Regions from separate parts of the Homo sapiens genome. Here region 2 is linked to region 1. A link is a loop called in an ENCODE intact Hi-C map of the cell type or tissue named here. Cell type or tissue: dorsolateral prefrontal cortex. All regions are shown on one strand.

Region 1 (8,000 bases):
ACAGGTGCAAAGCCGTAGAGAGCCCGGGATGGGCTCTCCTGACTCTCATGACTCTTTTTTAACAGCAAAGGGAGGACCCCGGTTATGTTGCATCTCCCAGCAGAGGTGATTGGGCTTGACAGAGCTCTGAAGAAAGAACAGAGCTGGCTTCTTCCTCATCCTCCCCACCTCATAGATTTTCCGCCTGCTGGGGAAGCTGTGCATGGGGGTACTCTCTACCCACTTCCTGAGGCTTGGGAATCCCACAGCACAACTAAAATACTGCCTTGCTCAGAGGAGATGTTTGGTGGGAGTCATGGGACTATTAGGTTCATTGGAGAGAACTTGATCCCAAGCGAGAATAGCAGGAATAGAAATCATTCTTGTCCTGGTGAATTAGCATATATCCAAGCCTCCCATCTAACAGGAGTGCTCATTTCAGAACCCTGGTGGTAGGAAAAGCAAGTGCTTCTCTATCCTGAGTCTTTACTATTATGCAGATAACACCAGGCCTCCTTCAGTAGAGCGGATTTTGTTAATTTGAAAAGTGACACTAAACAGAATTCTGTCACTACCAGTGATATGTCAATGTTTCACCAACTCCCACTTGACAGATGAAGCTGCTTTGGTGAAAGGAGCTAAAAAGCTGGGCTTTGTCTTCACAGCCAGAACACCATTCTCAGTCATCATAGAAGCGGTGAGTAACATGCGTGTGCACATTTCAGATCACCTGCTTTTGTGAAGATTGTGTGTGTGAAATGGCATGTCTATTGTAAATATGATAGCTAAATTTCTCTTTCAGTGAAAAATTAAGACCTGTGACAAACTGGAGTTAATGTGATTATATTAGCTTGTTCGAGTTGTTTTGCATTGCAGTATTGTTTTCCCCTTCAAGATGCTTTTCCACATGTCTTTCATACACTGATGTGAAATTATTTGTAGCAAAGAACTTCACGAATCTACTCTTTGTTCTATAATAATTGGGAAAATAACTTAGCGGCCCACTTGTCTTTGAGGGCAGGTTCCACATCTCTTTGTAGCCTCAGAGCCTAAGAGTTCTTACTCAATGAAGCCTCACAGTCCACTGGGCTTCAGTCTCTTCAGCTGGGAGAGGAGTCAGCGTTAAGATCTCTCTCTCTCTCTCTCTCTCTCTTTTTGAGACAGGGTCTCACTCTGTTGTCCAGGCTAGAGTGCAGTGGTGCAATCTCGGCTCACTGCAACCTCTGCTTCCCAGGTTCAAGCAATTCTCCTGCCTCAGCCTCCGGAGTAGCTGGGACTGACTACAGGCACGTGCCACCACGCCTGACTAATTTTTGTATTTTTAGTAGAGACGAGGTTTTGCCATGTTGGCCAGGCTGATCTCAAATTCCTGACCTCAAGTGGTCCACCCGCCTTGGCCTCCCAAAGTGCTGGGACAGGCGTGAGCCACTGTGCCGGGCTTTGATCTCTTTTATCTATATGAGGGATCCCCCCTGCAACTGGAGTCAAGGGGTTTACATGTTTTCTGATTTTTTCTGAGTTTCCTTACCTACAGGCCAAAGGGAGAAATTTAGTGATAGGAAAATAATTATATCAAATAGGAGGTCAAATACAGACCCTTGGAATGGGCAACAGGGGAAAATGATGGTTATGACTGGTGAGGCAGTGGTGTTTTTCATGATGACCAGTTAGAAGGGCTGTTTTATTGTTGTCTGCATTGATGATAAGGGTCTGGGGCTAGTCCCTGCCATCCCTTGCCTTTCCCTACTCCTCCATTTGGGGAAGACGCAGGGATTATAGTTTTTGGCTTTATGGATGCATCCTTAAATCCATAGACCTTTAATGCATTTGAAATTCACTTCCAAATGGTATAATAACTTCGTATGGTTCCTGACTTGGGAGTACTGTAGTAAGTTTTTTCTTTTAGTTATATGCAAAACCTATAAAATATCTTATCTTATACAAAGTACCCATTTATTGGCATCTTCAGTTTCTTATGGAGTACAGAGATGAGATCATGTGATCATGTTTACTTTTACTATGCTTATTTTAGTCAACAAAGGGAATTTAGCTTAAGGAAATGTACCATCATTAAAAGTGGAATGAAGTACTGATTGAATATAGAATTTCCCGTACAGAAGCTTTTTTAAAAATGAGGTCTTTTTCCCCCCTTCAGTTGGAGGAGAATTTTAATCTGAACTATAGGATTTTCAGTTGTGTGGGTGCCACCGCATGTCTCTGCATTGCAAAAATGGAGGTTGGGGGTTGGGGAGCTTGGATCATAGGTGAGAGAGACAGAAGAGAACAGGCGCTTCCACTTCACTCACAATGCCAAATAAATGTGGAACCTAGAGAGCCTATTGGTGTTGTCCTCCTGGTGTTATAATGCTGCATTGACACCTCTTTGTTACCTCATTAAAGTTTTAAGGTCATATTTCTGGGGGTCACAAAAGACTGCCTGATTAGTTAGGACTCGTAGATAACAGTAATAAAAAGAATCCTACTCAACCATTCATCAAACCACCAATTCTCAAATTATAGGTTTTGCATATAAGTAAAAGAAAAAACTTACTGCAGTACTACCAAGTCAGGAACAAATTCTCAAATTCCTACATATTTACATGAAATGTCCTCGCCAATAGTCAGAACAGCCACATCCATGGGCTGCATGTGGACGTGGTTGATATAACTGTGAGAGAGGGGGTGGCTCCTGGGAGTGGCAGCCCTGGTGCTGGGTGGTGGTAGTAGCACTGGGTGTCTTCTGAATGGGGATATGATGGAAAGTTAGGACAGGCTGTGGAGAAAGGGAACTCGGAACTCGTGGATCCAGAGAAGTGAATAAAGATTGATGAAGGCTGGATGAAGTGGATCATTAGTTGTTTTGTAGGATGCAAAGAGAAGGAGTGGAGAGTTGTGGGTGTGAATGAAGATAATGATTCCGTCATATACTTGGTAATTTGAATGTGTTACTTCATTGATTACTTCTCTGAGCCCTAAGAGATGAGTGCTTTTGCCATGCATAAGAAAGTCACACACTTAGAGGCAGAAACTGGATTCAAACTCACATGTATTGGGTGCCAAAGGCCATGTTCTTTCCACTGTGAAGTGTTGGGGAAATGAAAAGATTAGATTAAAAATCTGAAAATAGCATGCGCACCATCTGGAATTTTTAGATGGAAAAAATTGTGAATATTGACATTCTAACTTGAAAGAACCCAAAGAAAAAGAGCGTTTGATTGATTGCTCTGAGACCAGGTACAGATTCACCATCTCTTATCTGCAAATTCGAAACCCAAATGCCTTTGAATTCCAAAAGATTTTTCCTAAATTTGGTGAAGAGTTATTTGGCAGCAAAACCTAATCAGAACTGACATGAAGCTGTTTATGATCTTTATGAATCTCATTTCCTGATATGCATACATTTTGCTGTAGAAAGCGGATGTGTTGTGTACCAGCATGTTACCCCAGACCCTGCTGGGGACATTATGATAGATGGTCTAGAATATGTCTATATAATTTGTAAAATCCTGAATTCAGAAGCATAACTGGGCCAAAGGTTTCTGACGGACCTGTGCAGCTGGTGTCCTCTATCTCCATCTCTTGGAAGTGCCTGCACTCCCCAACTGTTAGCACTGAAGAAACGTGAGAAGCTTCCACCAGAAGAGGGAGCTCTGACCCCACCAGACTTGTGAGAAAACAGTACATGTTGCAAAGGGCTAGAAGGTGGGAAGAGAGAGAGAGAGCATATATATGTCTGTTTATGCTTGGGAGACAATTGCTTTGAGATTTTAATACTTTGCACCTCGGTTAAGAGCCTATTTTTCTTCCTTTAGATGGGACAGGAACAAACATTCGGAATCCTTAATGTCCTGGAATTTTCTAGGTATGTTTCTCTTTCATACGTTTGAAATAAAATAATTATATTTATTTACCAGCTTCATCAGAGTGTTTACATGATTGTATGGTATGATTCAATATATTACTTAAGTATTAAATATAATAAATGTATCTCCATAAACTCTTTTCTTCTTGGAATTTGTGACTTTCATTAAAGAAAGTGAAGTAGGTTATTTTTCTTTGTTTTATTCAAGAGAAATGCTCTACTTCCATGTCCTCCTTTTTCTTTAGATTTCCAGAGCCTGATGTTCTTGCATCAGCAGCTGCAGACATGTCTGAATAGTTTGGAGCATGTGATGGGGGCATTATTTTCATTGGCGTTTCCCAAGTCCCATGAGGTCATTCCTCTTGCTCCATTTGAGCACTCCTCTGGAGATCTGAGAAACTGACAAATGATGACAGATGAGATCAGTTCATCCCATTAGAGGCTGGGTCCACGTAGGGAAGTTTTCCTGGACTTATTCGGAAGCATTCTTCCCCAGTACAATTTTAAAAAGTTAGACCCAGGAATATTTGTTGGACTTTTTTGTTCACATAGAACATTCATAGTTGGTTATAAGGAAACATATCTTAATTTTTTGTTTCTTTGCCTCTTTTTAACATGGAATTGTCAGTACTAAAGCAAAGTTCTGTTGCTATCTCAAAGGCATCTTTTCCTATTATTAAAATTAGGTGGATTTTTGAATAACCTTTGTTAAACAGTGTTATAAAGCTCTGTCTGCTTTATAAACTATTTTTAATAAGGATTAGTTTTTTATCTTTGTGTAGGAAATACTTTCCAGCCCTAGTCTTTAGTTTTAGGTTTGCAGGCATCGACTTGGAACCATGGGGAGGGGAGGAGGGATGGCTGATTACGGTGGTGGCTCATGTAGGAAGTGGTGACAGTGTCCCTGCGTGTGGAGGTGAGCGACGTGCTAGGCATCTCTCCAAACTGTGTGCTTCATCTTTTATTGGAAACTGTGCAGTGCCCTGTGATTACATTAACTGGGACCAGCAGTTATTGGACAGGCAAGGAGGAGGAGAAAAGGGAGTTAGATAAAAACAGGTGAATATTGGTAGAGACACAAGGATGTATTAAAATGTATATATGGGAGAATAAGAAAGAACAGAAAGATAATTTGTGGTTACAGTGGTGAGTCTATTTCTTTTTCATGGACTCATCTCTTTCCCAGTGCCACTTAATCTTGATAATACTCCCGCGAAGTACTTGCTTTACACATTGAGAAACTGAAACACGGGTTTCAAGAACTGCTAGGAGTGCCCACCTCTAAGATAGTTGAGAGAGAATGCAAATCCAGGTCAGCTAGAGCACTATAGGTTAGGATGTGGGAATTTACCCAGAGCTGAAGAGAGACTCTCCCCGACTCTTAGAGACTTATAGTCCATTGGGAACCACCACACTGAAAGGCCACAGAGATGGGTGGTCTAGGGCCCTCTGTAGTTGGAGTGTGCTTCAGGAGGATGAAATGTTGGCAAAGGAGGATCAGAATGTGTAGAAGAGGAGAATGGTGAGTCCCGTGTGTGCTCGAAGCCTGGTGGTGGTTCATGGGAGGGTTGGTGGGAGATGAGGTGAGGCTGCACAGGTGGACGGAGAGCAGTAAGAAGAATTCATAGGCGGTGGAGACTCACTGAGGGCTCGGTGAGTGAGGATGGGCCATGAGGAAAGACGTGTGAGGAAGTGTAGATGCTGCGGTGAGGGGAGAGAGAGTTCCTTGGTGCTAAATTGGGAGTGTTCTGCGGGTTTGTGATTTCTTTCTACTCCAATTAAAAGATGACACAGGGAGGAGCTTCTGAGTTAAGTGGATCTATACTGAGTCTCCCACTTTCCTACCTACTGGGCAAGTTACTTGATAGCTTAGAGGTGGAAAATAAAGAATATTTTTAGAGAGTAGAGTCAGAAGTCAATCAGATGTGGACTGTCAGTGCTGGAATTCTCCTTTTCTGTTTTTCCTACTGCAAATAGCGGTCCTAGTCTATTTTCATGGCAGGGAAAGAAATAGGCTTATGTTCATTAGATGTAAATAAAAAGAGTAGGAGATACACAGTTAGGTCCTACTTTGAAGAAAAAGGCAGGGAAAGATAGACCTTGTTCATTTTTAGGAACCCCAGACCCCCTTTTGTTTTGATTGGTGTTCAGCTGTGGGATATGCATCCTGTAAACAGACCAATGATGACTTTTTTTTTTTCACTCTCCCAGTGACAGAAAAAGAATGTCTGTAATTGTTCGAACTCCTTCAGGACGACTTCGGCTTTACTGTAAAGGGGCTGTAAGTACCGGAGAAGCGTTGTGCGTAGCGGAGTTCTTGGCAGCTTTGTTAATCTGCCGCTTTTCCTAACTGCTTTCCTCATCATTCCCTGATTGTTTGTCCAGAGTTGAAAGACTGTTTCAGGTAGGCTGTGAAGTTGACTTAGTAGTAAAAGCCCACTGAAGATAATGGTGGTTCAGGGCAGTGTGGCAAAGATGGTCAGTGAAAAGCTTACTGAAATCGTTGGTTTCAGAAACAGTGACTCCACGTGTCATGCAAAATCCTTGAATGGGAATTCTTATTCCAGTTTTACCAGCATTGTGTTTTGACTTTGGGAAGACAAAGTAATTTGTGTTGACCTATGATAATCTTGAGTATTCTGATATATATTGGTTCTCTAGCACCTCTTCTTCTCAATTGTTATGTTTTTTTCTCATACATTATAGAGAGACGTGTTTTAGGTACAAAGGCAATGTCCATGTGTAGCTGCATTATTACTGCCCCTTTTAGTCAGTTTCCTAGGTCAGGCTTTTTGTCCTGTATACCTTCTAGTAACCAAATCTAAATGGTTTATCTCAAAGGAAAGATGTTATTGCTTATGAGTCTTACTTATAGAACTAGATCCTGTTAAATTTTAGTCTTATGTATCGAGGGAAAGAATTATTAAACTTATTTTATTTGACTATGTCAAGAATACAGAGCTCTCCTAGGATTAATTAGTGGTTGACAGTATTACTAATCTTTACCAGTTGTGGCAAGAAGGGTGGTTTTATTTGAGTACACGATGAGTAGAGCTTTTTACAAATGAAGGAATGCATGGGAATTCTAAAGGCATTATATTTGGACTCGCTAAAGAATTCTGTGTTTATGGTAAAATGACTTCAATTAAGCTCATCTAGGTTTTGTTCTCATATGATATATTTTTGAAACTTTTTGTTTATTCATTTGCCATTGTGTTCTAAGTACCACATCGAGTACAACAGGTGTCAGTGTGAGGTGGTAGAGAGAGGAGGGCTGTCAGTATAGAAGAGGTACATACGAAAATGTTGCAAAGGTGTGTTGTATTTTTATAGGATTTAATTCTCTCCAAAACCAAACTCAGTTTAAAAAAATTTTTGTAATAGCCTAAAACTATGCAATTTGTAACACATTTGATGGATTATCTGTGGGATCTGGTCCCCCAACCCTTCTTGTCAGTCATGGAAATAGTCATAGGCAGATGGGCTGTGCACCTGTGTGTTTCTTGGCAGAACTGAGTTCAGCGCCCAATGGGTTGTGCCCTCTGTGCTTAGGAGCTCCTCCCGTATTGGGAGGCAGGATTGTACTTGAGTAATTTGGGATGTGCATTTTACCCTTTCTCCTTCTGCGCAAACGCCTGATAAACTTTGGGATATGAGTTTTGCAAATTTTGGTGAATATAGGCCCCCATGTATTCCAATGATTCTCCTGTATTTCTGGTTCTCCCCAGCATATTTTTGTTTGGCTTTTAAGATAACAGATTTTGGTTTTGTTGGACACATTCATACCCAATTTGTTTTCCAAAGCTCATGCCTGAGCCCAGCCAAATGCTAAATTCCTACTTACCCACTCGGGTATTCTCATGCATGTTAGATAAACAGAAACAAAGCCATGCTTAGTATGCTGGCTGGAAGGTTTACTGAAGGCTTTGCCAGTCACAATGTTTCCCTATTTTATAGGATAATGTGATTTTTGAGAGACTTTCAAAAGACTCAAAATATATGGAGGAAACATTATGCCATCTGGAATACTTTGCCACGGAAGGTAAGTGGAATTTGGAAATGCTGTTTTTGGCCATTGGAGCTGTACTTTCAAGCATGTTGTCTTGATTTCCAGGGGCACATTCTTCCAGTGCCTGCCCCATCCCCTCCTGTGCCCATG
Region 2 (8,000 bases), 490 kb after region 1:
ATCAATGAAATTACCTAAATGTGAAAAACATTCTGAGTACTGTACAGCAGCTCAGATATAGGCTATCTGATAAGACTAGGGGAAAAAAAAATAACCGATGCTTGGTTGCACCCAGTGGCTCACGCCTGTAATCCCAGCATTTTGGGAGGCCAAGGCGGGGGGGGATCACTTGAGCTCAGGAACCAGCCTGGCCAATATGGTGAAACCCTGTCTCTACTAAAGATACAAAAACTAGCCAGGTGTGGTGGTGCACACCTGTAATCCTAGCTACTAGGGAGGCTGAGGGATGAGAATCACCTGAACCCAGGAGGTGGCTGTTGCAGTGAGCTGAAATTGTGCCACTGCACTCCAGCCTGGACGACAGAGCTAGATTCCATCTCAAAAATAAATAAATAAAAATAACTGATGCTTGGGAATAAATCCTTGGAGAGTGGTTTCAGAGGGAAGGTGATTACTAGTACATAGCCTCCCATGGTCCTGCCCCCACAGATTTGAGGCTTAAAATAAGAGTTTTGCAATGAAAGAAGATGCAAAAAAGGAACAAGTTGTTTCCTCTCCATTACCATGTGAAAGAAAAATGTAAGCTATCCACAGATGGATGGTAGGACGTGGCAGCTACGTGCTGTCATTAGCGGTCTTCACTTTGGTTGTAGCTGCTTCATGTTCAGTATTGGTGGACAGTGGCAGTACCAGTGCCTTCAGCAGACACTAGCTGTATCTCCCAGACTTCTGCTCTCAGAATAGAAGGCATGGCTGAGAGCTAGAGGAGGGACGAGGAAACTGTGCCCACTTCCTGCTTACCAGGAATATGAGTTCGAGAAGCACCTGGAGACACTTTCAGGGATTCCCACAGTGGAGAAACATTTCTGAGTGGGATGGAGCAAGAGGAGGTAGAGAAATGTTTTGTACGAAATTATATTGTTTTACATTCAGGCTGAGAAACTAGATTGCTTGAATATAATTTCATATTTTTAATTAAAATAATTCAGAAGGCATTTTTGGATTATAGTTTCCTTGAGATTTCTCATTATTAAAATCATTGTTTTTATATGATCAGGTCATAGGGAAAAAAGTCCCATTGATCCTGGGTGTTTAGATTTGGTATAAATAGGAACTCCCTTTATCAAAGCTGCCTTAGCAGCCTCCTGGTAAAAACATAAAAAGATAAAAGAATCATTGTGCTGCTTATTTTAACAGAAGCAGAATTACTGCCTTCACAGCGCAGCCTCACAGTGCTCATAATTATCCCTGTCCAAATACGTTAACTTTTTCAAACCAAGCCCTCCCTCGTTCTATGGTTTCAACCTCATTTTTGTACCTTTTGGATTAGTAAGAGATTTTCTTTGGCTTTTGGAAGAAGTCAACCTCTCAGGAAACAATTGAATTAAACTTCATGTTTGTTTAAAGAGTCCTTGAGTAGTACCCCACCTCTGCCTTTCCTCAAAATGTCTCCGATGAAAGAATAAACAGAGAATGTTCTGCATTGTGTGGTATCCAAAAGGGCAGGACAATGTTTAACAAGTTCCATATTCTGAAAATGTTCCATATTCTGAAATGTCCCAGTAACACCTTAAGACTCGTTGAGTATTTCAGACCATTTCGCAGCTTTACAGCATTCAGTACACTTCTGGCTTCATATTGTTGATTCTTATATAACAGTTATCGGGAGAGTCTCCAACTAACTACCTTCATTACCGAATTAGAAGGAAGGGTTTTTTTGTTTGTTTGTTTTTTAATGTTTTTACATTAGAAAATGTACTTGAACAGGTGAAGTTCAATCAGCTAATAGCCACTATTTATTGAGCATCTGGTATGTACCAGGCATTGTGCTAAATTTTTTGACATCATTATAGTGTCTCGTCTAATAAATACATTATTAAGTAAGGTAAAAAAAAAAAAAAAAAAAGGTTTCGCTTCATCTGCTTTTCTAAAATTTCCTAAAAAGAAATTTCCAGCCTATGCACAATGTTATCCAAGTATTTTAACACAAAGCCTTTTCCAGTTTTTGTTTTCAATGAACTGTTTTCTAATGTTACACAAATAAGATGCAATGTCTTATCAGAAAAAAATCCACAAAGCACTGGCATTCTTAATTTCTATTACTAATTTCCTTTTTGGTGCACAGCGGTTTGGTTTTATTAGGTGTACATATTTTTAGTTACTTTATTCCTGGAAGTGGAACAATTTATTTTGGAGACATGAGGCCCAGAAGAAAATATTAGAAAAATGCAAAGCAGAAAGTATAGAAAAGTTTAAGATGATTATTATTATGCACAAAGAAAGTAAAGGGGGAAGTTGCTCCAGAACTATCTTCAACAACTTGAAGGAATATTTTAGGAGGGCCCTGGGTACAGAGAAGACAGACGAGAGGAAGCGGAGTTGAATTACAGAAAAGTGATATTTAAAGAACACTCTCCAACCAGCATAGATGCAGAAGCAGTCATGCAGATGACTCGAGAGGTCAGGAGATCTCCCAAACCCTCTGTTTCTTAAAGACTCGTGAAATCACCTTTAGCTTTAGAAGGAGAGGGGGAGACTTAGGATATTACTATGCCAGTGGAGAGGGCCAGCACTGGTTAAAATCCTGGAGACTTCTTACTAGGATTTCTTTCTACCTTACTATACAGTGAAACATTTTTAGGCTTGTCATAAAGAAAACAGCAAACATGGTTGATATTTCTTCTTTTGACATGGGTCAAGCTTCCTGACTTCCTCAAACCAATAAAAAGATGATGATGATGATGATGATGATTTGAGACAGGGTCTGGCTCTGTCACCCAGGCTGGAGTGCAGTGGTGAGGTCTCGGCTCACTGCAACCTCTGCCTCCCAGATTCAAGCAATTCTGCCTCAGCCCTCTGAGTAGCTGGGATTACAGGCATGTGCCACCACACCTGGCTAATTTTTGTATTTTTAGTAGAGACGGGGTTTCACCGTGTTGGCCAGGTTAGTCTCAAGCTCCTGACCTCAGGTGATCCACTTGCCTCCGCCTCCCAAAGTGCTGGGATTACAGGCGTTAAGCCACCACATCCAGCCTAAAAAGATTTTTAAACAAGACAAAATTGTTACTGCTATTAAATGTATCTGGTAACTGATTCCAATAGTATTTCAATTAATGCTTTGGAACAATAAGCATTTTTAGTGCTTTTGAGAGTGTGAAGAAAGGGAGAGTGAAGAGTGACTTGCCGCAGGGCTGCTGCCTGGAGACCCAGTGATCTGTGGGAGTAACACAGTTCCGACTTCTGCACTCTGGAAAGCAGGAGTCAGTTTCAGATGTAGGCAATTTACATTTATAGACCAGGTCAAGCAAATTGGACAGTTTAAGTGAGCACTGAATGAATGGGAACATAAATATGTTGGGGCCTATAAATGGTCATATTTATGGAGTGCAGTAAAATCCGTATCTCTCCCCACTTGGAGAAATCTCGCCAACTGGATTGAAAGCAGTGGTCACGATACTGAGTGCTGAAACCACAGGAGAGGCAAACTCTGCTCTTGATATTGAACTTCCAACGTCTGTTGTACTATTTCAGATGCACTTGAATATTCACTATCCCATGGTAGAGAATGGGTAATAGGTGCTAAGAAATGTCAAAAACAACAAAACACAAATAAACAAAGAAACAAAACGCCCCAAACCAAAAAGCAAACCACTTCCTTTTGAACTCATTCATAAATCTCCAAAATCTATACCAGACTGCCAAACTCAGCCTAATTTTTGAGAAAATATACTCCATATGTCATTTGATAGGAAGAGAAAGATTAAGCCAACTCCAAGTAATAAAAAATGGGTAACCAGTCCCACGGCACAGCACTCACTGCTGTTTTATTCATTACGGTGGGTCCTGTTTGGTAGTCTTAGAAGCGAAACTGAAGATTGGAGCTTGGTTTACTTTACAATCCAAGTGTTGGAATACATTTAGCCTTCCAATTACAGGAAGCACAGTCCTCCAGTTGTTGAACTCTAGTGTGAGCTAGCATTGTGGTGTCTGAGTCATGAGTAGGGAGCAAGCTCACTAAGCCAGAAGTCTTTCTAAAAGATGACTAGAGAAATCCAAGAGCAGATCGTCTCCGCCTGTTTGTGTGTCATGGTAAGAAAACACTACCTCCCTACGGAAATATTCTGACATTGTTGCTTTGTCTCCAACTCACTGGAGATTCCAAGATTCCAAGAATAAAGAAAAGTTGGGATTCTGATCATTGATGTGTATCAAATTTTCACACTCCCTTAATTAATTTCGCCATGAGCTATTGATCTCAGCAAACTTCAACACTGATTGTTTTCCCACCACTAAGAAGTAGGTTAAGGGCAGTTTAAGTGCTCTAGTTTTTACTGAGTGATAAAATCATGCTATGCCTAATTGACTAAAATGAATTAGAAACTCTGTTTTTTGTTTTTTTTTTTACTTTTTATATGCAAGTAATTTCAAAATAGAGAAAAAAGTTGCGAAAATTAAGAATAGTACGAAAGAACCACTGATTGTTAAGATTCTGGGTGATCCATTTTATGTCCACATGGTGACTCGCAAAATTGAATTAACCCTGCTCCTTCTGATTTGGGGCTATCTGTCATATAGACTTGTAGACAAAAGCACCATCATTACTAGTTTTACATTGTTTGGTATGACAGAACCCAAACCATTCTCTTGCACTGGTCATTGATTTTTCCCTGTTTTCAACAAATTATTAAATCTAAATCCTATGCTTAGTGAAATACTATTTGGGCAGCCCACTGCTAGCAGCTTGGCTGACTTCACACATATTATGAGGCTGAACTTTGGGCCTAAGTGCTAAACTGAATACAATTTTAGGTCTTTCCATTCAGAGAAAAATACATGAACACCATAACGGGCCTAAGATTTCCTGGCTTTGGCTCTTGCACTCCATCTTCTGGCCAAAAGTTGGTCTTGAGAGGTTTAAACTGAATACACCCATTGTTACAATCAGTTACATAACATAGAGCCGTTGGAGCATTAGATTGATTTCAGCAAAAGAAATGCATGAATGTTATACCCATGAAAATGTACTACCTCCATAGAAAAAAGCAATTTACAGGATCAGAAGGAAGATGACTACAAAGCGAAAATGACATCCTGTGCTTTCCTGGAATGCCGATCTGTGATGCCCACATCAGGAGTATGCAGGCCAAGGTTTTATGGCCAGGTGACACAGGCAGAGAAGAAAGAGGTGGGGGGAACACTGGGGGGCAGGTGGGGGTGGGGTTAGGCACAGGGAGCCATGGTCTGATTATTGCGATTTTACTTTACATTTTAGGTAACTTTTCTCCAAGTCACCAGCTCTGAGATCTACGCATCTTGAAGACAAGAACTGAGTTCAGTTCATCTTCGTATCATCCACAGACCACACAGTTTCTTGTTGAATGAGTGAATTAAGAATGAGCCACTAATGTATTCACTTTTTAAAAAAAAATGTGCAGCCATGCTATTTAAACTAATCTGACACACAAATATTAAATTTAGAAATGTATCTAGAAATATGTCTATGTAGTCACATTTTTCTATTTGCTCCTGAGATGGAACCTATTTGTGGAAACAAATGATCTATTTAGATTTCTAATTATTCTAGACCTGGAGGGGGCTATAATGAGTACATGGTTTAAATCCAAAATTAACAGTTATCTTTTTAGTTTTTAAAAATCATCATAAACAATTCTACAGATCCTATCTATAGATTCCATATACTTTGGCCTCTTCTGGGTTTAACAATATTTGCAACATACTCTTAAAAGAGGTGAAATAATTGTCATGATGCCATGGTAGTGACTGTCTCAACAGTGAGAAACATGAAGGTTTTGGATAACTGAAGCAACAACGCATGGAGACAGGTTTCTACACAACATCAAGTTTAAATCTCCCAGGGACTAGGATCCTTTTTGCATAGATATTCCCTGTCCTTAACCTCATCTATACTTTGACTCAAGAAGCTTTGCTGATAAGTTTCACTGAGGGTTAAAATACAATGCAGGGCCAGGCATGGGGCTCACACCTGTAATCCCAGTGCTTTGGGAGGTGGGCTCTTGATCTCAGGAGTTTGAGGCCAGCCTGGACAACATGGTGAAACCCCATCTCTACTAAAAATACAAAAATTAGCTGGGTATGGTGGCTTATGCCTGTAATCCTAGCTACTTGGGAGGCTGAGGCAGGAGAGTCACTTGAACCTGGGAGGCAGAGGTTGCTGTGAGTGGAGATCGTGCCACTGGACTCCAGCCTGGGCAACAGAGCGAGACTCCATCTCAAAAAAAGAAAAAAAAAATACAGTGCAGTGTTATAACTAATTCTGACCAAAGGGAAAAATAGTGAAAAAGAAGACCTGCCATTTATCAAAGACCTACTGTGCGCCCAATATTCTCTACATACATCGCTCATTTCATCTTCTAAGCACCATTTGGGGTCATAGAGACACCCAGAGCTCAGCTTTGGCCTCGTGTTCAGCTGAAATCCTGCTGTCTGCCTTTGCTTCCTCTCTGGAAACCTGCTTTATGTCACCCCTGAACTTGCATCAGATCAATGGTCATCTACTTGCATAGGTTACCAGTGTATCTAATCATTATAAGAACATCACTGATACAAAGATGGTGTGACATTTTAATTTGTTGTTAATATTATAATACAGTTTTCACTTTTAAATATAGATAAACATTCAACATGAAACTTGGAGTGAAAAACCTCCTGTAAGTGTTTAGAGATTGGAATTCTATCAGTCAGTCAAAGTATGAATTCATACTTCTTCTTCTTCTCATTATTATTATTATTATTATTATTATTATTATTATTATTATTTTGAGACAGAGTCTCACCCTGTCGCCCAGGCTGGAGTGCGTTGGTGTGATCTCAGCTCACTGCAGCCTCCACCTCCCAGGTTCAAGCCATTGTCCTGCCTCAGCCTCCCGAGGAGCTGGAATTACAGGTGCCCACCACCATACCAGGCTAATTTTTTGTATTTTTAGCAGAGATGAGATTTCGCCATGTTGGCCAGGCTGATCTTGAGCTCCCGACCTCAGGTGATGCACCTGCCTCGGCCTCCCAAAGTGCTGTGATTACAGGCTTGAGCCACCGCGCCTGGACAATACAGTGTTCACTTTTAAATATAGGCGAACATTCTACATGAAACCTGGAATGAAAAACCTCCTTTAAGTGTTTAGAGATTGGAATTCTATCAGTCCAAGTATGAATTCATACTTTTTTTTTTTTTGAGGCGGACTCTCGCTCTGTCACCCAGGCTGTAGTGCAGTGGCGCGATCTCAGCTCACTGCAAGCTCCACCTCCTGAGTTCACGCCATTCTCCTGCCTCAGCCTTCCGAGTAGCTGGGACTACCAGCACCCGCCACCACGCCCGGCTAATTTTTTGTATTTTTAGTGGAGACAGGATTTCACCGTATTAGCCAGGATGGTCTCCATCTCCTGACCTCCTGATCTGCCCGCCTGGGCTTCCCAAAGTGCTGGGATTACAGGCGTGAGCTACCGCGCCCGGCCGAATTCATACTTCTTATTGCAAGACTGTGGTGAGCGCAAAAGTCATTAATCTTATGTAAAAGAATGCATGTTTTAGGATACATATTCTTTTTTGGGTCCACAAACATACATAGAAATTTAAATGATAATACATGGCAGAATAAAAAAGATTAATAGGCCGGGTATGGTGGCTCACGCCTGTAATCCTAGCACTTTGGGAGGCGAAGACAGGAGGATCGCTTGAAGCCAGGAGTTCGAGACCAGCCTGGGCAACATAGTAAGACCGCTGTCTCTACAAAAAAAATAATGTAGCTAGGTGTGGTGGTATGAGCCTGTAGTCGTAGCTACTAGGGGAGCTGAAGAAGGAGGATCACTTGAGTTTAGGAGGTTGAGGCTTCAGTGAGCTGTGATTGCACCACCACACTCCAGCCTCTGTGACAATGTGAGATTCTGTCTCAAAAAAGAAAAAATCACAAGGAGGAAAAACTCCCAAATCATTCTACGACAAAGTATGTTATACATCATCTTTG

Evidence for each region. Hi-C counts contacts between places; a loop is a spot of excess contacts. Peaks named below come from ENCODE experiments on the same cell type or tissue, not always from the same donor. Only the 100,000 strongest peaks of a DNase experiment are listed, where the experiment ranks them.
Region 2: a loop joins it to region 1, with 8 times the contacts of the local background. A loop is called at or near these places in 100 of 110 quality-filtered maps.

What each region holds. Positions count from the first base shown.
Region 1 is chr13:25,571,017-25,579,016 of GRCh38, forward strand. It overlaps ATP8A2 (ATPase phospholipid transporting 8A2), which reads left to right. Exons shown (of 37, transcript NM_016529.6): 18 at 594-676; 19 at 3,792-3,841; 20 at 6,053-6,122; 21 at 7,799-7,883. Among named protein-coding and RNA genes, the nearest start is that of ATP8A2, 200 kb to the left of the region's middle. RefSeq lists an enhancer at 3,525-3,574. In dorsolateral prefrontal cortex, CTCF peaks have their summits at 3,614 (motif pointing right) and 3,813; a DNase peak (open chromatin) is centred at 3,605.
Region 2 is chr13:26,058,151-26,066,150 of GRCh38, forward strand. LINC00415 (long intergenic non-protein coding RNA 415) reads right to left here and starts at 1,372. Exons shown (of 2, transcript NR_146971.1): 1 at 1,319-1,372. In dorsolateral prefrontal cortex, CTCF peaks have their summits at 4,888 (motif pointing left) and 5,088; a DNase peak (open chromatin) is centred at 4,871; H3K27ac peaks cover 389 bases; H3K27me3 peaks cover 891 bases.